2 separate regions of the Homo sapiens genome follow, and region 2 is linked to region 1. Evidence: read pairs that join two places in POLR2A ChIA-PET (ENCODE). Cell type or tissue: GM12878. All regions are shown on one strand.

The links. ChIA-PET counts read pairs that join two places held together with the same protein. Peaks named below come from ENCODE experiments on the same cell type or tissue, not always from the same donor. Only the 100,000 strongest peaks of a DNase experiment are listed, where the experiment ranks them.
Region 2: POLR2A ChIA-PET joins it to region 1 with 6 read pairs; 6 of 35 experiments call an interaction of 5 or more read pairs at or near these places.

The regions. Positions count from the first base shown.
Region 1 is chr15:84,987,194-84,989,693 of GRCh38, reverse strand. All of the region lies in intron 1 of PDE8A (phosphodiesterase 8A), which reads right to left. Among named protein-coding and RNA genes, the nearest start is that of PDE8A, 6.6 kb to the right of the region's middle. RefSeq lists enhancers at 1,557-1,646, 1,677-1,766. In GM12878, no CTCF peak of the experiment used is centred here; a DNase peak (open chromatin) is centred at 1,389; H3K4me3 peaks cover 644 bases; H3K27ac peaks cover 1,889 bases.
Region 2 is chr15:84,913,917-84,916,416 of GRCh38, reverse strand. The region is part of intron 9 of SLC28A1 (solute carrier family 28 member 1); the gene reads right to left. Among named protein-coding and RNA genes, the nearest start is that of SLC28A1, 31 kb to the right of the region's middle. RefSeq lists an enhancer at 900-1,099. In GM12878, no CTCF peak of the experiment used is centred here; DNase peaks (open chromatin) are centred at 815 and 1,246.

The sequences.
Region 1 (2,500 bases):
CACAGATTATTTTTAGTTATCCTTACCAGAACCCAGGTATTCTAGCTTCACTCTGTACTTGAGAAAACTCAGGATCAGGAGTTGCCAAGTATCACATAGCCAAAGCCTGATGGAGCTGGACCCAAAACACACATCTTCTGGCTCCTCCTCCTATAGTCTTTTAACACCTCACTAGGGAGCTGCCATCAACACCAAACCTTTGCAGACAACCTGGGAACTGCTGATGTGCCACCAGCGCTTTGGGTTATCCTATAAGCAGAGTAAGAGGAAGTGAAGCAGCTCCTGTACTCCCTAATAGGACATGAAAGGGAGAAGGCAAGCAGTGAAAGAGGATGAATTCAAAACAGCAAAGGTCTATTTCCAACCAATACAGAATAAAAGCACTGGCAAAGCCCCCCATCCCAAATTATTGGAGGTCACCCTCAAAGTTCTGGGAAATCTGCAACATCCTTCCTGTGTGGATGGGCAAACTACACATGGTGCCTGTAGCTAAGACATGCAATATAAACTTGTCAAAACAGCTCTCTGACATGATACTCTACCACTCTTTACCACACAGAGCAGAACAAAAGTAGAACAGAAGGAGGGGACTCAGGAACATTGCTTAACCCTAACTCAGACAAAATTGGAGGCAAAAGCTTTACTAATCACCCCACAGATTAATCACTGGCTTAAGGGTATTTTAGCTTTCTGTTAAAACACAGAATACACCCCAACAACTTTTGTTAAATCTAAACAAGGTGAGATAGACTCGTGGAACATGAATAAAAGCCCTTTCAGCCTTAGAGACTGGTGTACTTATCCAAATATTTACCAAGTGTGCCAAGCACTTTGGGAACTATAAGGAAACTAGGACACAGTGCTTGCCCTCAAGCAGCATATAATCCAGCAGAAGGCTGAAGACAGAAATCCTAGGCTCACACGGATACAGGAGCAGGTCCCAAGAGCAGAGAAAAGAGTGCAAGCCAGCCAAGGGCTCAAGGAAGCTTTCAGCTGGGCCTTGACTAACTCCTGAGAAGATAGGTACATGCAGCACTGGTGGGGGAACAGCACTCTAGGCAAAGGGCAATGGAAAGAACCAGCTCCTGGGGAACTCTTGGTAGGGCAGGCTGCCTGAAACCTGAGCAGGAGAAAGGGGAAAGGAAAAAAACTCCCAAGGGATGCCCTCCCAACTCATTTCAGACAGCAAAGAGGGCAGATTCAGAGGGCGTCACAAAATATCTAGCTTCAGGAGTTAACTGGCACAGGGCTGAAGATGACTTCAACTTCCTCAAACACAGGAACCTAAGGTAGAGCTGTAACCAACTTCCACAGTAAGTCGAAACTTAACAAAATCCTGATAATGCAGATTCAAGATGCCTGCTTAAAACCCAGTTGTCCTGTGAAATCTGTAGCTTAGCAGAAGACCAAAGAATGGGAAATGCAATGAACATAGCTAGTTAACAGAGAGCAACAACCTAACAGGTGAGAGCCAGGACCAGTGGATTTGAATCTCAGCTTAAATGTATGACCTCGGACAAGTTTCTAACCTCTGGTGTCTTATCTGCTAAAGGGAAATGATACCTGCCACCTCACAGGGTTGAAAGGATTAAATGAGATAACATCTTTAAAGCATCTAACATGGTGCTTGCAACACAGAGGGCATCCAAGAAATGGTGGCTATTATTAATATGAATAGTTTGCACTCTAAGAACTGCAGAATCCATCACCTCCTACTGCCTCAGTGTACTGAGAAACCAGGATGAAGCCACTAAGCTTGGGTAAGACTGAGGGCTTACTCATGTCCTAAGTACTTATCCCTCTGTTCTTTTTTTTAAAATTTTTTAAAATATTCTGTCCTTTAAGGTTACTCTGGGATGTCTGCCTCACCCTGTGTCCTCACATCATGAACCTTCTCCTATTTAAGAACCAATCCAAGGCCGGGCGCGGTGGCTCACACCTGTAATCCCAGCACTCTGGGAGGCCGAGGTGGGCAGATCACCTGAGATCAGGAGTTCAAAACCAGCCTGACCAATATGGAGAAACCCCATCTCTACTAAATATACAAAAAAAAAATTAGCCGGGCATGGTGGTGCAAGCCTGTAATCCCAGCTACTCGGGAGGCTAAGGCATGCGAATTGCTTCGACCCGGGAGGCGGAGGTTGTGGTAAGCTGAGATCGCACCATTACACTCCAGCCTGGGCAACAAGAGCAAAAAACTGTCTTTAAAAAAAAAAAAAAAAAAAAAAGGAACCAATCCAAATGGGTAAGCTATCCAAGGGAAAACCAGTCATAAGCCACTTCACAGGAAACATTTGCGCCAGAAGGGACCACAGGCCCTATCATAAACCTTACCTCAGCAAGGCGAGGGTCAAAGCTGGTCAGGGACAGGTTTCAGGTAACAGAATTGTGACAATGTCTATCTTAAGAATCACACTTAAAGTTATGGTGGCAATGACAGTAAGTACTAAAAAACATATGCTATAAATGCAAAGTATTTTATGTATGTAAAAGGAATTCA
Region 2 (2,500 bases), 73 kb after region 1:
TTTTTTTAACAGCTATGTATGGTGGCACACACATGTGGTTCCAACTGCTCTGGAGGCTGAAGTGGGAGGATTACTGGATTCCAGGAGTTCGAGGCTGCAGTAAGTCATGATCATGCCACTGCACTACAGCCCAGACAACAGAGTAAGACCCCATGTTTGAAAAAAAAAAAAAAAAAGTAATCCCAGCACTTTGGGAGGCCGAGGCAGGTGGATCATTTGAGGTCAGGAGTTCGAGACCAGCCTGGCCAACATGGTGAAACCCCATCTCTACTAAAAATAGAAAAAAATAAGCCAGGGGTAGTGGCGGGTGCCTGTAATCCCAGCTACTCGGAAGGCTGAGGCATGAGAATCGCTTGAACCCGGGAGGCAGAGGTTGCAGTGAGCCGAGATCATCCGACTGCACTCCAGCCTGGGGTGACAGAGTGAGACCCTGTCTAAAATAATAATAATAATAAGAAGAAGAACAACAACAACAACAACAACAACAGGTTGAGGTGGCTGGTGGATGCAATTCACTGCAGAAATAGCCCTGAGTGAGAAGAACAGGAGCTAAGGACAGGGCCCTGTGGTCAGTGTGTCATTAAAGGGTGAGAGGGGAAGGAGGAGCCTGTGAAGGAGACAAAGAAATAGCCAAGGGCTGGAGGACGGCCAGAAGAGAGGCAGGATGGAAACCGAGGGGCAGCTTTTCAAGAAGGGATAGTCACTAGCACTGTGTCAGGGGCATCAGAGAACTCTGGAACGGTAAGGACTGAGCCAGACCCCTGGGACTTAGCAACTTGGAGGCACCCATGATCTAGGTGAGAGCAGTGTCAGAGGAAGCGTGGGGACTGAGGCTGATGTCAGTGAGCCAAGGTGGAAGTGAGACATGAAGAAGGGGAGACCACAAGAATGGACAGCCCTTGCAAGAAGCAGCACTGTGCTCACTGCCGGAGACTGGTGAGGGCCCGGCAAGGGCTGCTTTTATTTTTTAAGGAGGGAGAGTCTTGAGCAACCAAATTTAGGCTCTAGTTCAAAGTGAACTGGGATTACAGAATGGACCCTGAAGAGAATGGAGATTCTGCCCGGGCAGCTGGGAGGCAAGCCCTGCTGAGGCCTTTTCTTTCTCCTGTCCCTTCCCAGACCAATGCTGCAGGTTGTATCTGGACTTGCTCTGCTGTCATCTGTCACCAACTTCCCTGTGGTGGGGAAGTCACCCGACAGAGAACACCAGAACTGTGCCCCGTGACTCCTCCTCCCGCCTGGGGCTAGAAACACCTCCAGCACGGGTAGGATGACATCATCCCACACTCCTGGGACTGAGATGCAGAGAGAGTCACGTACTGTCTAGACTGCTTGTCCAGTGGATCCTGAGAGGGACTGCAGGGCAGCTAGCAGGCCTGCAGGGATGGGCCCACGCCAGGAAGGAGAGTGCCCGGGGCATCAGGACCCCACTGCAGCATTGGGACTTTCTCCTGCCAGCAATCAAAAGATTTTCTATCTGTGAGACGGAGAATGGTAGAAGAGAAGCTATGTTTTGGATTAAGTGGGGCCTGTCTAGGGAGGGGAGGGGAATGAAAGAGAAAAGAGGTGGCCCCAATTTTCTAAGGTAGGATAGAATATTAAATAAGGTCCCTGTGGCCAATATCATCTTACAGCCCAGGAAACACCTCTGGGGCCTGCAGGATGTGAGGTGGCAGAACAGGGCAGCAGCTCGAGGCAGTGCTGCTGTGGAAAGGGGAGGCAAGTGCCATTAAATTCCACTGTGTGCCAACCACGAGGGCTTGTCCTGGGCCAGGTCCCTAATATGTGGGGACTCATGAATCCTCATAGCATCTGTGGTGGATGTAACTGTCGCCACTTCACAAATGGGCACACGGAGGCTGTGAGATCTTGGCTACCCACCCGAGGTCACACACCTGCAAAGAGGCAGATGCATTTCCCAGCCACCATGCAGATTGCCAAGGTCCTGCCATGCCCCTTGGGAGGTTTGCCCTGGGAACAGTCCTGGAGGCTTGTTTCTCTGCCTTCAGGGGCAGCATGCATCCCTGCTGGAAACTGAATGTCTGTGTCCCCCTAAATTCATATATTGAAACCAAATTCCCTAGGTGATGGTATTAGGAGGTGGAGCCTTTGGGGGTGATTAGGTTATGAGGGTGGAGCCCTCATGAATGGGATTAGTGCCGTTGTAAAAGAGGCACAGTGGCTCACGCCTGTAATCCCAGCATTTTGGGAGGCTGAGGCCAGAGGATCCCTTGAGTTCAGGAGTTCAAGACCAGCCTCGGCAATATAGTGAGACCCTGTATCTACCAAAATTCAAAAAAATTAGCTGGGCATGGTGGCATGTGCCTGCAGTCCCAGCTATTCTGGAGGCTGAGGCAGGAGGATCACTTGAGCCAAGGAGATGGAGGCTGCAGTGAGCAGTGATCACACTACTGCACTCCAGCCTGGGCAACAGAGTGAGATCCTGTCTCAAAAAAATAAAAATAAAAAATAAAAGAGGCTCCAGAGAGCTCCCTCACCT